Linked DNA regions of Mus musculus: region 2 is linked to region 1. Evidence: chromatin loops called from intact Hi-C (ENCODE). Cell type or tissue: left cerebral cortex. All regions are shown on one strand.

The links. Hi-C counts contacts between places; a loop is a spot of excess contacts. Peaks named below come from ENCODE experiments on the same cell type or tissue, not always from the same donor. Only the 100,000 strongest peaks of a DNase experiment are listed, where the experiment ranks them.
Region 2: it touches region 1 in a loop (7-fold over the local background); 2 of 42 quality-filtered maps call a loop at or near these places.

Annotation. Positions count from the first base shown.
Region 1 is chr8:95,327,747-95,335,746 of GRCm38, forward strand. It overlaps Zfp319 (zinc finger protein 319), which reads right to left and starts at 4,065. Exons shown (of 2, transcript NM_024467.4): 1 at 3,775-4,065; 2 at 1-2,066. The coding sequence starts at 1,827. The coding sequence ends at 82. It overlaps Usb1 (U6 snRNA biogenesis 1), which reads left to right and starts at 4,538. Exons shown (of 7, transcript NM_133954.2): 1 at 4,538-4,719; 2 at 5,622-5,788. The coding sequence starts at 4,616. In left cerebral cortex, CTCF peaks have their summits at 4,135, 4,654 and 6,522; DNase peaks (open chromatin) are centred at 3,306, 3,884, 4,156 and 4,503; H3K4me3 peaks cover 2,509 bases; H3K27ac peaks cover 1,944 bases.
Region 2 is chr8:94,945,710-94,953,709 of GRCm38, forward strand. No RefSeq gene overlaps it. Among named protein-coding and RNA genes, the nearest start is that of Adgrg5, 26 kb to the left of the region's middle. In left cerebral cortex, CTCF peaks have their summits at 3,494 (motif pointing right) and 4,575 (motif pointing right); DNase peaks (open chromatin) are centred at 4,203, 4,568 and 6,474.

The DNA of each region.
Region 1 (8,000 bases):
GCAGCTGACTGACAGGCTTGCTGCCATGCAGCTGCAAGCAGGCAAGACTAGACAGGGCAGGTGGCGGCGGGCACCGAGGCCTTAGGGCAAGCAGGCTGCCACCTGGTAGGCGCCCTCCGCGGCTGCGGCGGCAGCACTGTGCTGGGCACTGTGCTCCTGTAGCAGCGCCACATCCAGAAAGCGTTCGCCGCACCACACACACTTGAACTGCTGCTCTCGGGCATGCACGCCCTGGTGCTTGTTGAGATGCTCTCGCTGCTTGAAGGCTTTATCGCAGCTAGGGCACTTGTAGGGCTTCTCGCCCGTGTGCACCCGCCGGTGGCGTTGCAGGTCTGAGGCATACTTGAAGCGCTTCTCGCAGTCCGGACACTTGAGCGGCTTCTCCCGGGCCGGGTCACAGCGGTGCTGCACGAACTCCGAGGAAGAAAAAAAGCGGCGCTCGCACAGGGTGCACCGCAGAGGCTTCTCGGCGGCAGCGCAGTGGGACAGCTGGTGCTTCTGCAGAGCGGATGCCCGCTTGTAGGCCTTGTTACACACGGGGCACTTGAAGGGCCGCTCGGTGGAGGTTGGCAGGCACTTGTGCCGCAGCAGCTCGGCCGACTGGTCGAAGCCCTTCTGGCACACCGGGCACTTGAACAGAGTCTCCAGGGTGTGCACGTGCTGGTGGTAGAGCAGGTGGCTGGGCTGGCCGAAGCCCTTCTCGCACAGGCCGCACTTAAAGGGTTCTTCCGTCTTGTGTGTGCGCCGGTGGCGCATCAGTGCGTACTGCTGTTTGAAGCCCATGGGGCACAGATCACACTTGAAGGGCCTCTCCGCACTGTGCGTGCGCTCATGCTGCCGCAGGTCCGACGGCCGCTTGAAGGCCTTCTGGCACTCGCCGCAGCGGAAGGGCCGCTCGCCGCTCGGGGTACAGGGGTGCTGCAGCAGCTCGGACGACTCTTTGAAATGCAGCTCGCACACGTTGCAGCGGAAGAGGTGATGCTCGCCAGAATGCGCGTACATGTGGCGCACCAGATGCGAGCGGTGCTTAAAGGTCTTCTCGCAGACAGCGCACTTGTAGGGCCGCTCCGAGCTGTGTGTGCGCTTGTGGTGCACGAGGTGCGAGGACTGGCTGAAGCTCTTGTCACACAGCGTGCACTTATACGGCTTCTCTCCGGTGTGGATCCGCTCATGCCGGGAGAGCTCCGACAGGTGCTTGAAGGGCTTCTGGCAAACGGGGCAGCTATAGGGCTTTTCCGGTTGCTCCACAGGGGCTATGTTAGCAGGTGGAGGTGCTGAGGGCAGTGATGGGGCGGTGGTGGTGGCCGGCTCCGCAGCCTCAGCTGGCTTGTAGGTCTTATCACAAATGGAGCACTTGACCATGCCGGTGTGGGAGCTGTGGTGTTGGGCCAGTGAGGTGAGCAGGGAGAAGCCCATTTTGCAAACACCGCAGACAAAAGGCTTCTGCTCGGCCTGCACACACTGGTGCTCCAGCAGGTCGGTGGCCTGATGGAAGATCTTAAGACACTGTGTGCACTGGAATGAGCGGTCGTGGCCTGCCAGGCACTGGTGCTCATGCGGACTGGACAGGTGTGCCAGATCATGGCCACACACGCCACATTTGGGGCCCGGCTCCCCGGCTTGCAGGGGTGCATGCTGTGGGGGCTGGAGGCCTGGGTCGGGTTGCAGGAGTATGCCGTACACGGCACAGCCCAGGGGGTTCTCGGCCGAGCCTGGGGGCAGCGTGTGCTCAGCCAGGGCTGGAGGTGTCTCTGCATGGTGCTGAGGCTGCGGCGCCTGTGGCTGCTGTGGCTGAGTCTGCGGTGGCTGCTGCCAGCTTTCTGACATGCTTGGGAAGATGAAACTGGGTTTGGACAGTAATGGCTTCAGTTTCCCCGCTTAAGGTGAACCTAACCCTGAGAGAAGCTACCGGATCTCAGGTTCGGACAAGAACCTCACACAGGGCACAGAGGCCTTGTCAGATAGCCCTTGTCATTAGCCAAGAAGATAGCCTGCAGGACGGGAGGGCTCTTCGAGACAGGGTCCTGGCAATGCTAAGAAGGCTGTGCCTTCCCCAGTAATCGGTTCTGTAGGGAAGAGAGACACAGTGAATATGAGGCAGGAACAAGCAGCTCTCCCCTTTTCCCTTGCGGCCCACACTCACTACACAGACATAAGCTTCTTTAGGGGACGGAGATGCTCAGGGATCGAGCCCTGCTCCCTTCACCTGCTCTCAAAGAGGCAGCTCCTCTCCTCCATGCAAAGGGGAAGAGAGCTTTCTCTATACCCACTTTCTTTAATCCCCATTCTGGGCAGGGCACCTCAGCCTCCACAAATTCCCCACTAGTTTCCATATGGCCCACTCAGTCAGATAGTATGGGGTGACCTGTCCCTAATGCCTGACAGCCCCTTTCACACTGACATGAGAGAACACTACTGTTTGGAATCAAGAGGATCCTGATGGCTGAAGGAAGCCACGCCCCTGAGGTATAAGTTCTAAGGCAGATGGACTCTGGAAGCTAATATTAAGGCAACAATACTAAGAACCACCTAAAAACCCTCTCCTTTGAAAGACTGGTCTACGTTCCTCTTCACCTGCACTCCAGGCCTTTCCCAGGGCACATGCCACTCTAGCTTAACAGGATTAATGGCCTTTCTGGGACCCAAACTCCTGGCCAAAGAGGGTTAAATAACAGGTTTATAGACCCACTGATCAGGTGAACTTCTTCACTCTAGTTATCTCCCAGAGGAACATAAACAGAAGTCCCTTACCCTCTGAGTCTTTGACTGTCAAGGTGTAAGAAATTGTTCTGTTTGCCTGAATTGTACAGATAAAGCATGCCCCAGGGTGTGTCTCCTCCAAGTCCCAAATATTCACAGTAATCACTGCAAGATAAAGCCCACCTAACCACCGCCCCCACCCCATGCCAGCAAATCTCTAATTCACCACTTTGAGATAGTATTAAAGCAATCCCACAGAGAATTATTTTTGGAATCAAAGGCAGCCTCCTTTCTAGGTTCTCAGCTGCTTATAGATTTAAAAGTTTGCAAGTTTTCTTTAAGGGAAGGAAAGTAGAGAATGTTCCCATAAGCCAGCTGGCTTCTAACTGTTCTCTTAAAGAAACCTAAGAATCAAGCTAAAAGTTGTCACCCTCAGCATCTTCTGGGAAGGGAGGGAATAAAGAGGCTGCTGATTTGGGGTAGTACCTAGGAGTACGACCAACCAACCACAGCTGGCCATTTTAGCGTTCCTAAGGTAGAGAGGAGCGGTGGACTGCACGGAACACTGTCTGATCTAGCTGTACTAATCCAACTGTGTGTTATTTTTCCTGGTATGAATGGCTGCCAGCCCCATCAGCCGCCCCCACTCCCCACCTCCTAGAGCAACCCCACTGCCTACCCTGACCCTTCTCCAGTAAGGAGAAGCCAGGAACACTCTTAGCTCACTGCACAAGAGCTGGAGAGAGAAGTGGAGAGGAAAGGCAAAGAGAAGCCCCCACCCGCGCCCCACCCTAGCCCTTTTTCCTCTCAGAGTCACCGAATGAAAGCTGATCTCCTCCCATCAGGCCCAGCTGGGCTGCCTGCTGTCAGCTCCTGCTCCGGATGGCCCAGCCACTGCGTCCCGAAAAGGGGGTGGTTCCGGCCGAGGAAGGCCCCAGAGCCTCAAACGGTGCCCGGGAAGCAACTGTACTTCCAGGCCCAGCCTGGATCGCCTCGGAGCTCAGGAGGCTCTCCCTGGGTGCAGGGGCTACTGGAGTGGCCCCCAGATGCAGTCCCGGGTGCCCTGCCACTCACCTGCTCCAGGGGTCAGGCGCGGGACAAGCGAAGACCAGCTGCTTTCTCTGCCGCCTCTTTATTCCGGCTCCATCCGCCGCGGCGCGGCCTACGCGTCCTGCCAATCCCCGGGCCTCGCGTAGCAGAGGCAGGCAGCGCGGAGTCGGGAGACAGGTTTGCAGCAGCCGGAACCGACGAATCGACCCGCGCACTCGGGTTAGCGGGACCGGGGCAGCGGACGGACGGGCGAGCGGACAGACCGACGGGTCTTGCAGAGACCGGCGGACAGAGGGTCGGCGCGAGGCCGGGTAGGCGGGGCCGGGGGAGGAGCGGCAGCCGGGGCGGCGGCTGCCGAGAAGCCCGCGGCGCGGAGCGAGGCCGCCCCCTGTCGGGGACCCGCGGCCCCGCTGGCCCGAGCCTGTGGGTACGGAGGGGCGGGGCTGGAGCCTCGGGATCCGCTCGCCGGAGCCTACGGTCGCGGAGGAGCCGGGATCCTCATCCCCGGCTCGCCGCAGCCCCACCTGACTCTCCGGTCTTCTGCAGCTGACCTGCGGCTCAGCTCGCTCTCAAGAGGGATCCTGAGACTCCAACTTTTTGCAAGTCTGGCAAACAGACCCGCAGACCTGTGGAACCCACACTGGGGCGACGGAGTGATCCGGAAGGCCGCCTCCTACAGCCTTTACCGCACAGGCGGTGGCCGCCGTCCGTCCTAAGCTCCACTGGGCTTCGCCCCCCGGGTCGCCAGGCCCCGCCCCGAGGTGGAGCTACTCTAGGTCCCGCCCCCCACAGAGCACTTCCGGCTCAGAGGAACTCCGGGCGTCGGATCAGGTTGTCGGTGGACACGGCTTGTGGTCGAGGCCCCATGAGCTCGGCGCCCCTGGTGGGCTACAGCAGCAGCGGTTCAGAGGATGAAGCGGAGGCTGTCGCCGCGGGGCGGAGCAAACCGGGTACTGGCTTCCACCGTTGGTGAGGATCGAGGAATTTTTCTCTCTCGAGCGTAGATTCTTTTGAAACCCTAGTGGGACCCGAGCCTCCCGGGGAACCAAGAGGGTGGGTCAGTTCCCCGGTAAGAGAAAAAGGGATGTCGAGGGAAAGGATTCAGGACACACCCTGGACAAAGCCCTGGAATGGCACTACCACACACACACCCTGGCTAAGGCAAAGTTGGGAGTGAGGACACGGGTTCAAGTCCAGCCCTCTCCGTTGGTGCGTTTTTTTTTTTTTTTTTTCTCTTTTGGAAAGCAACTATGTTTCTTCCCAGATGTTTCCTCGTTTGAACACTATGCAATAATAACCCAAGCTTTTCGTTCGTCTAGTAAATGGTTAATGAATAGCCACCGTGAGCCACACGGTAGACTGGAGACACCAGCCTGTTGAAAAACCCATGAAAATCTCATGCGCCAAGAGGCTTAAATCTTCGAGGTTCTTAAATACTGGTCTTTGCTGACTGTAGTGTGTCGGTTCATTGCACAAGAGCTCTAGCAAGTAAAAATATGCTCTACACGTGAGGAAATTAATGTAAGCCAAGATCACAGAGCTACTTGAGTTCAGGCCTGTCCAACTATCTAATAGGGACCTCCAAGCCACACTGCTACCTGCTGAAATGTTTCCATGGGGACCAAGAGCCAGCTGAGGTCTGCCTTCCCAGCTAGGAAACTTAAGCAGTTCTAGAAAGCTATGGTTCTTTAGTAGAAGCTCAACCCCTTCCTGGAAATGAACACTCAGCCATTGTGGCTGAGGGAGGAGGATCAAGTTCGAGGCCAACATGGCAAGACTGGTGTGGGTAAGAATCACTGTGCATAACAGCTTAGAACTACCGTTGTTCAAAGGGGTATCAATGAGGATAAATGTGTGTTCTTCTTTTGCAGTGGCCAGAACCCCGTTCCCAGTGAGAAGCTTCCAGTGCCTGACAGTGTGCTAAGTATGTTCCCCAGCACAGAGGAAGGGCCTGAGGACGACAGTGCAAAGCATGGCGGTCGAATCCGAACCTTTCCCCATGAGCGGGGCAACTGGGCCACCCACATCTACATACCGTGTGAGTCACTGACTAAAGTGCCTCTAGCTCTGGCTAGGAGGAAGACACCAGGGCTGCTGTGTGCTGGACTCAGCTCCCACCGCAGACCTGAGGAGACAATGGACTGCCTAACTGCTGAAGTAGACCTTCCTGCACTGGGTGTTCTGTCAGCTACTGGGTGTCTCATTTCTGCACCTCTAAAGTGGGGGTGATGCTATCTATCTCTTTGGAAGATTAAATCAGATAATCTATGCCAATTAGCACAATACACAAAATGGTGGCTCTGATTTTGTGTAGACTCACCCATTACCAGTATCCACCATCCAGAGTGCTATATTACAACAGATGAACCCACTTTTTTGCTATTGTTGTTTTGTGGGTTTTTTAATTTTGTGGGTTTTTTCATTTTTCATTTCATTTCATTTTTTGTTTGTTTGTTTGTTTGTTTGAGGCAGGGTTTCTCCATGTAGTCCTGTCTGTCTGTCCCAGAACTCAGACATCTGCCTACCTCTGCCTCCCAGATGCTAGACTTAAAAGTGTATGCCACTACCACCTGACCTGAGCCCACATTATAATCACCAAACTTCACAAACATTTAATATTATGGCTAATCTTTTTTTCTTAGGTATTATTTATTTTATGTTCATGAGTGCTCTATCTGCACATATACCTGTGTGCCAGAAGAGGGCATCAGATCCCATTTTAGATGGTTGTGAGCCACCATGTGGTTGCTGGGAACTGAACTAAGGACCTCTAGAAGAGCAGCCAGTGCTCTTAACCCCTAAGCCATCTCTCCAGCCCCCTGGCTAATTTTTGTGGTATATATTCTATGAATTTGGGCAAACTTAAAAAGATGTGCATCTATATTATCATGTAGAGTAATATTACTGCTATAAGAATCCTTCATGCTACCCAGGCAGTGGTGGCGCATGCCTTTAATCTGCACTTGGGAGTTAGAGGCAGGCAGATTTCTGAGTTCGAGGCCAGCCTGGTCTACAGAGTAAGTTCCAGGACAGCCAGGGCTACGCAGAAAAACCCTGTCTCAACCCCCCCCCCCCGCCCCCCGAAAAAAGAATCCTTCATGCTCAACTAGCTACCCCTGCCCTCCACCAGCCATCTATTCCCACAAATTTGCCATCTCGAGAATGTCACAGAATTGGGGTCACTCAATATATCGCCTTTTCACATGGCCTCTTTGGCTTAGTAGTGTGCATTCAAGGCTCCTCTGTGCCTTGTCACGTCTTGATAGCGCATTTCTTATTAGTGCTAACTAATATTCCATTGTCTAGCCAGCTCACCTACTAAAGGAGATTTTGGCTGTTCCTAAATATGAGCAGATATGCATAAAAAGACATTAGGCTGGCCTGGTGTGGTGGTGCATGCCTTTAATCTCAGGCCTTGGGAGGCAGAAGCAAGTGGATCTCTTGAGTTCTAGGCCAGCCAGAGCCACATAGGTAGACCCTGCCTCAAAAAATAAAATAAAATATGTGTGTGCATGTGTGTCCGTGCATGTGTGCACAGGCTTTTGTGTGGACAGGTCTCAGCAGCTCCTTCATGTAAATGATAAGGAATGTGACTGATAGATGGGGTGATTGTATGGTAACAGTGTGTTTAATTAAAACAACAACAACAACAAATTTCTCCACCACGAGTGTCCCGGCCTGCACTTGCTATGCCATTGCTCTGCAGTGCAGAGTAGCACTGGCTCTCTGTAGCCTGATGCAGAACATCTCCCATAGGCTTTTAGGTATCTGTCCATCTTCCTTGGTAAGTTGTATATTAGGATTCGGGGGGGGGGGGGGCTATTACTTTTTGTTTGTTTGTATTGTTGTTTGTTTTGTTTTATTTTTTTCCAGACAGCTGTCCTAGAACCCCCAGTGTGGCTATATTTTAATGAACTTCTGTCTCTCTCCCTCTCCCTCTCCCTCTCCCTCTCCCTCTCCCTCTCCCTCTCCCTGTCCCTCTCCCTCTCCCTCTCCCTCTCCCTCTCCCCCTCCCCCTCCCCCTCCCCCTCCCCCTCCCCCTCTCCCTCTCTCCCTCCCCCTCCCCCTCCCCCTCTCCCTCCCCCTCCTCCTCTCCCTCTCCCTGGAAGGTCTCACTTTGTATCCCTGGCTGGTCTTGAACTCACTATATAGACCAAGCTGCTCTCAAATTCACTGGAATACACCTGCCTGCGCCTCCCAAGTGCTGGGATGGTAAACACATAGCCTTAACCAAGTTTTCTTAATGAGTT
Region 2 (8,000 bases), 380 kb before region 1:
GTCTCCGCTGAGATTAAGCTCCCAGGAAGCTGATGTTGGGAAGCCCCTTGGTTAGGTGGAGGGGATTTGCTCTGTGAGTAAGGCCAAGCAAAAGGATTCCATAGCCATCTTCCCAAATCACGGGCGTGTGAGCCACCGTGAGGGGAGGGCCACCGTGAGGGGAGGGCCACAGAGAGGAAAAGGAGGCAACAGAACAGACACCAAGAGGCCACAGATGTTTAAAGGAATAAAAGCTGCAATGACATGATGTGTATATAAGTAAGATGAGTAAGGATGGGGTGGAAAGAGAGAGAGGGAGAGAGAGGCGGGGTGGAGAAGAGGGGGAGGAAGAGGAGGATGGGGAAGGAGAGAGATGTGGATGGAGAAGAGGAGGAGGAGGGAGAGGAAGAGGGAGAGAGGTGGGTTGGAGAAGAGGAGGAGAGGAAGAGGAGGAGGAGGAGGAAGGAGAAGAAGGGGAGGAGGGGAGGAAGAAGAGGGGGGCTGGAGAAGAGGAGAGAAGAGAGGAGGAGGGGAAGAAGAAGAGAGGTGGGATAGAGAAGAGGAGGAAGAGGAGGAGGGGAAGAGAGCAAAAGGGGAGAAAGGAGGGGAGGAGGGGGAGGAAAGAGCAGAAGGAGAAGAGGGGGAGGGGGAAGGGGGAGAAAGGGGGAGAAAAGGGGAGGAGGAGGGGGAAGAGGGAGGAGAGGAACCGCAGCAAACTGGAGCTTCTAGAAATGAAAGACCATTCTAAAATCTAAAATCCAACAAACAATCCACAGCCAAAATGAAGGGCAGAGCTAGGAGTTACTTACAAATCGACGAGAGACATGACATGGGAAGAGAAACAGAGGCATGGAGAGCAGAATCAGAAGAAGCTCACAATGAAATCCCAGGAGAAGAAGCTAAAAGCAACGAGACAGACACAGCAGTTACAGGTTTCCTCAAAGCAGACCCACAGAAGCAGGGAGAATGGCACCTCTCAAGGAGGATACAGGGAAATGGACCTGCCCTTTGCACCTCTGAGGGAAACTTCAGATGGAGAGAAGTGAGGGGGAAAGCCACGGAGAAAGGGCAGTGTGCTCCATGAGCATCTCCATCCATAGCCACGATGATAGGCTGGGAGACGGCAATGGGGTCCCCAAAGAGAGGGGAACAAAGAAACGTCAGCTAGAATTGCCTGCGGCAAACAGCCCTTTCATAAACTAAGACACAAAGGAAAATATGTTCCTTTTAACATTGAAAGGTAAATAAAAGCTGAGAGCAATCTAAAGGGATTTCAGAGTGTTCTTCAACAAAGAAAGTGATTCCAGAAGTTTACTCAGAGACCCAAAAAGGATTGGTGATCGTAGAAACAGTGGATGTACCAAGGCCCATTACAATCACATGTGTGAAACTGTGCTTTTGTTTGTTAAAGACAGTCAGATCTGAAATGTCAGAGAATAGAATGTAAGTCTCCAGGGGAAAGACAGTGCTACACAATGGTCAGAAGCCTCTATGTGCAGGGGTCACCAAGACAGCACATTCATGTCTGTGCTCTGGTCTGTGTAGGATTTAAACATGTCCTGCCAAAGCTCACATGCTAGAAGCCAGTGTGGATGCCGACAGAGAGAGGGCTAGTGGAAGGTAACACAGAGACCTGGCTTTGACATGGATTTATATGGCGTCCACAGAGCCCCAGTTGATTCCCAAGACAGTGGATTGTTTTGTTATGGTTGTTGTCTAACAATGATGCTCGAACTCGCTATGTACCCCAGGATGGCTTTGAACTCCTGATCCTCTTGCTTTCCTCTGAGTGCTAGGATCACAGGCTAGTGCCAGCACACACAGATGGATTATTGTCTGATCCTCATCTTTTCCTTTCCATCTTATGATGTGATTTCTTCTGTGCACGCTCCTGTCATTACCTTGAGGCTCTCAACAGAGGCTAGGTCAATGCAACCATCCAGTTCTGGATTTTCAGCTCCCAAACTAGGAGCTAAACGAATCTCTTTGTGTAAAATACCCAGACGCCTGTATTTTGTTATAACATGAAAAGTAGGCTAATACCACTAGATGCTGTTATTTAAATGTGCGTGTCAGGGGGCTGGAGAGATGGCTCAGTAGTTAGGAGCACTGGTTGAGCTTCCAGATGGACCAGGGTTCAATTCCCAGCACCCACGTGGCAGCTCACAACTGCCTGTAGTTTCAGTTTCAGGTGATCTGATATTCTCATGCAGATACACATGCAGGCAAAACATTAATACACATAAAATAAAAGGAAGTAAATCTTTAAATGTGCACGGCAAAGACTTCAAAGGTAACAGTTAAGGAAGTAAAACTCAAGTTTACACATTTCATTTTGGGGGAGGGAAAATGGTATAGGAAAGAAAAATAAATACAATGTAGTTTAAAATATTTATTATATTTTCTGTGTATGGCTGGTTTGCTTGCAATATGTTTGTGTACCACACAAGTGCTTGGTGCTTGTGGAGGCCAGAAAAAGGCCTCAGGTTCCCTGGAACTGAGTTATGGATAGTTGCTAGACACCATGTGGGTGCCAGGAATTGAACCTGGTCCTCTGCAAAAGCAGCAAGCGCTCTTAACCACTGAGCCTGCCCAAAGCTTAGTTTGCTTGTTTTTAAAGACAAGGAGAGAAAAAGAAGAAGAAAAAGTGAAACCAGGTGTGATGGCACACGCCTTTGATCCCAGCACTTGAGAAGGAGTGGCAGGTGACTCTCTTGGAGTTCTAGGCCAGCCTGGTCTACAGAGTGGGCTCTGATAGTGAGGTCCTGTTTCAAAACTCCTTAAACAAATGAGAAAAACAAACAAACAACAAAAGAAACCTCAGAGGGCTTGCGGTGGAAGAAGCAAATTAGCCCACTCACTAGCTCTAAGCCCTGGCATATGCTTGCCCCAGCTACTCTACTCCCAGGATGCCAGCAGGAGGCCCCACAGTCCCAAGACTTGGCCCTAGGAGCGCTGTTTGTGATTGCAGAAAGTGGGACACAGCCCATCTGCCCACAAAAGTGAGTGTGGCTAGATGAACTGTCCCCGCCACACAGGGAAGTATTATAGACATTATAGAGTGCTGATTAGCATAGGTCCACTTACTGTAGGGACGCATCTAAGATCAAAGTCCCAGAGAACACAGCCTAATACCCTTTAAACCAAGAAGAAATAAGTTTATGCTAAGTGAGCTATTCAGGCAAAGCAAGGCGGCAGCACAGCATTCTGGGTGGCAGAGGGGAGCCCTGGGAATTTGTGGTCTATTTGCTGGTGGAGATGGAGGCTGCTGCTTTTTCTTCCTTCCTGTCCCCACCCTTCTGCTCCCTCGGTTCTTTGATCCACACGGTGCTCAGGATCCTTATGTGTGGTGTGCAAACACTAGATTCCCATATTTTTGCTGAGTTTTTGAAATATGATAAAAGATAGCATGGAATAGAGAATTGTTATGACTTTTAAGGATTATTATTATTTTACACTAGGTGATTATGTGTGGGCATGTGCATGTGGGTGCAGTCTCCTCTGGAGGCCAGAAGAGGGCATCAGATCCATTACAGCTGGAGTTACATGAGTCGTGAACTGTCTGACATGCGCAATGGGAATCAACTCAGGTCTCCTGAAAAAGCAACCATTACTCTTTTTTGTTTGTTTTTGTTTTTTGTTTTTTGTTTGTCTAGACAGGGTTTCTCTGTATAGCCCTGGCTGTCCTGGAACTCACTTTGTAGACCAGGCTGGCCTCGAACTCAGAAATCTGCCTGCCTCTGCCTCCCAAGTGCTGGAATTAAAGGTGTGTGCCACCACGCCCGGCTCTGCAACCATTACTCTTAACTGCCGAGTCATTTTTTCAGTCCTAGGCATCTCTACTTTTAGAATTCAAGATCTTCCCTCAAAGAAAAACATTCTATGTATCAGATTGTCTATAAATATTTTATCAGCTCATTTGCTTTTCACGATAGACTTGTGAAATAATATGCATCAACTAACTCACAGGAGGAAACTGGAACTCTCAGAGCGGTAACGCGGCTTACCCGAGGTCCCACAGTTTCTTGCTGATGCTGAGACCCAAGCCTGACTCTGAATCCCTATTGGAATAGGGAGGGTGTGAGTGAGCCCCCAGGACAGCGATTCCCCTGGGGCTTGCCGGTATAGGCATGGATCCTACGAAAGCTGGGCTCAAATCTCGACTGCCACCTGCTTGCCTTGGCTTGGCAAGCCTCTGTGCCTCTCCGAGATTCTGCCTTCATATCTGCATCTGGCTGAGGCGTCAGAATGGTATGAAAGACCAGAGAGAGGAAGATGTGAGGCACCAGGCCCACTGACCCATTTGGTAAGCCTTTGGATTTGTCATCTAGACTGCTGGGCACCGGTCTCGACATTCCTGGCAGCTCTCTTCAGGCATCCTCTAACAGCTCTTAGCCAAGCGCATGTCCTTTGGGGTATGAGGGAACAATGGTACCAATGCAGTACCCTGCAGCTGCAGCACACTGTCTCGGAGCCTGCCTGCTTGGGTAGAGCCATCAGTCTACTCTGCAGCTCCATTACCACTGTCCAGCTGGCTGAGACTTTCCAGGACTGCAAAGGCCAGGCTCTGGAGTGGTTATTCTCATAGTGACCACCAGGGGTCAGTATTGGCCGTCTGCCTTTGTGTACCAGAAGCTGCTTAGGGCAAAGGAGAAGCACATTGCTGTCTGCCTGGTAGGGCATCTCTAACGAGGGTGCCCTTGGGGTTCTGGCTTGATGTGATTTCTGTTAAGGAAGGACAGTGGCTCTCTATTTGTTCTGATGCTTGTCCATTCTTTTATCCATTCATTTATCTATCTATCCGGCCATGACTCTGTTATTCTTCCATTAGCTCAGCTGCCCATTCATTTTCTACCCATCCATTGTCTCCCACTTACTATCCATCTACCCTCTCCCCCCCTCCATTTGTCTGTCCATCCTATGTGTGTCCGTCCTGTGAAGTTAAATACTCACTCATGGGTCCATCAGACACCTGTCCAATTGCCCCATCTCTGTCCGTCATACCGAGAGTACCTCTGCTGAGCCAGGCCCTGTTCAGCCATAGGGGACCCATGATGGAAGGAGACATGGAAATCAGAGGGGTTAGATGGCACAACCTGGGCAGTGGGAGAAACTGAAGGTCATTGTCTAAGGAGATCCTTTTTCCGTGTCCAGGAGTGCACCCCAGCAGTGAGTGGAACCAGCAGAGGGGCTGCAGAGAGGAGTGACAGACCCTGACTGGCTGTGAGCAGTCAGTCAGGAGATGCTAAGTGCCTCCCGCCCCCGCAGAGATGATTTTGAAGGAAGATGGCAGGCAGGGGCAGGACCAAGGTTTTGGGTGCCTTGAGGTTTATAGGTTGGCCCATGAAATTGATGGGGTCTGTGCTGGCTTGTCATATGTCAACTTGACACACAAACTAGAGTTATCTGAAAGGCGGAAGTTCACCTGAGGAAATGCCTCCATAAGATCCAGCTGTAAGACACTTTCTATTTTGTTTGTTTGTTTGTTTGTTTGTTTTTGAGACAGGGTTTCTCTGTGTAGCCCTGGCTGTTCTGGAACTCGCTTTGTAGATCAGGCTGGCCTCCAATCCACCCTGCCAGCCATTTTCTTAATTACTGATTGATTGAGGGAGGACACAGTCCTTTGTGACTTGCATTGCTGGGTTCTATAAGAGAGTAGGCAGAGCAAGCCAGGGGAAGCAAGCCAGTAAGCAGCACCCCTCCATGGCCTCTGCATCAGCTCCTGCCTCCTGGTTCTTGCCCTGTGTGAGTTCCTGTCCTGATGTGCTTCAGTGATGAACAGTGATGTAGAAGTATAAGCCAAATAAACCCTTTCCTCCCCAGCTTGCTTTTGGTCATGGTGTTTCATCACCGCAATAGAAGCCCTAACACAAGTTGAAACCCATATAGCAGGGTATTGTTGCAACAGACCTGACTATGTTTCAGGGAGGATTGTGGAAAGACTTTGCAACTTTGGGTCAGAAAAGCCATTATTGAGTGTTGAGGGCTCGCTCCGTGGGCTGTTCTGTGGGAGCTTGGAAGATAAGAGTGTTGAGGGCAATGTGGAGGATGGAAGTCTGGCTTGTGACGTTTCAGAGGGAAGACTAGAGACTCTTATCAGGACCATTTGCTATTTTGAATTGAGATTCTGTCGTTGGGATCAGCTGGGGCTGAAGAGTCTCAGCTATGGTTAAGAAGAGCCCAGCATCTTTGGAGGTAAAATCTGGGAAGTGTTTCCTCAGGGTCAGCACACAGAAGCTGTGCTCCTGAAAGTTGTCCCTCAAGCTGACAGCTGAGATACACTACTCTGGCACTGACAGAGATAGTCTAAGAGTCACCCAGATGGTACTGGTTTTAAAGACTTAAAGGGGCCATGGAGAGCAGCTGAGGCTTGGCCCTGTGAGAGGCCAGGAGCCACCATTGGTGAAGGTGCAGCCTCAGCAGCGGTTGATGGCAGGAATGAAGGAGCCTTGTGGAGAAGACACGTCTTGGCACTATGAAGATTGCCTAACAGAGGCTATTGGTGAAAGTGCAGCCCAGTTGAAGCAGAAGGCCCCAGCTTTTTGGAGATGCCAGTACCATGGGATGTCAGCACCAAGAACAGCATCAGCTGTGGAGTCGAGCCAGCTGGAGCCTGGAAGACAAGCTGTGTGTGCTGCAGAGGGCCGAACTGGAGAAGTGATCCAAGCTCACTGAGGAGCCCAGAAGATCGTGAGTGAAGCCCAGATAACTGGACATTGAGTTATTTATATTGTTGGAGTTTGGTTTTTCTTGGTTCAGATGTGGCTCTGCTCTGGGTCTTCCCTCTTGAAGAAGGTATTTAACTTAATTTTGATTTTTAAAGGATCCCAGCTGAAAGATTTTGAGCTTTTAAAAGAGATTTTTGGATTTTTAGAGAGATTGGATATTTTAAATAGACTGAAATTTTAATGTTTGAATTTGTAAAGTCTGTAGCACTTTTTTAAATTTTATTTATTTATTATGTAACTATATTGTGCTGTCTTCAGACACTCCAGAAGAGAACATCAGATCTCATTACGAATAGTTGTGAGCCACCATGTGGTTGCTGACATTTGAACTCAGGACCTTCGGAAGAGCAGTTGGTGCTCTTAACCACTGAGCCATTTCTCCAGCCTGTCTGTAGCACTTTTAAAGTTATTTAAGTTTTAATGTGAGACCTTGAGAATGAATAAGAAAGGAAAGGTGTGACTTAATGGTGATGTGTTTGAGTGTCAAGTTGACAAGGGGTCAGTTGTATGGCCTAGTCTTATGTCAGCTTGGCACTAACTAGAGTTATCTGAAAGGAAGGAACCTCAATTGAGAAGATGCCTTCTTAAGATCCCGCTGAAAGGCATTTTCTTAATTAGTGATTGATGGAGGAGAGCCCAGCCCATTGTGGCTGGAGACATTCCTGGGCTGGTGGTCCTGGGTTCTACAGGAAAGCAAGCTGAGCAAGTCAGGGAAAGCAAGTCAGTAAGTGGCACCCCTCCGTGGCCTCTGCATCAATTCCTGCCTCCAGCATCCTGCTCTGTTTGAGTTCCTGTCCTGCTCCTTTCAGTTGTAAACAGTGATGTGGAAGTGGAAGGTAAATGGACCCTTTCCTTCCAAACTTGCATTTTAGTCATGGTGTTTCATCACTGCAGTAGAAACCCTGATTAAAACAGGATCCCAGGAGAGAGAGGTAAACAAGTGTTGTGTATGGTGTTCTTTCTCTCCAGGGCAAATAATGACCTTACCCTAAGATGCATATATGTTCATCTATCTATCTATCTATCTATCTATCTATCTATCTATCTATCTATCTATCTATCTATCTATCTATCTATCTCTGTGTGTATGTATGTATATATGCATATATATGTATGTATATATATGTGTGTGTATGTGTGTGTGTGTGTGTGTGTGTGTGTGTGTGTGTGTGTATTCATGCTGATTTGCTCCCTTCATCCTATCCTCTTCAAGACCCTTTCAGAGAACTTCAGGAGCCCACTGACCAGCCAGAACGGTCTCCACCCAGAGCAAGCCTTAGTACCTGTCTCTTG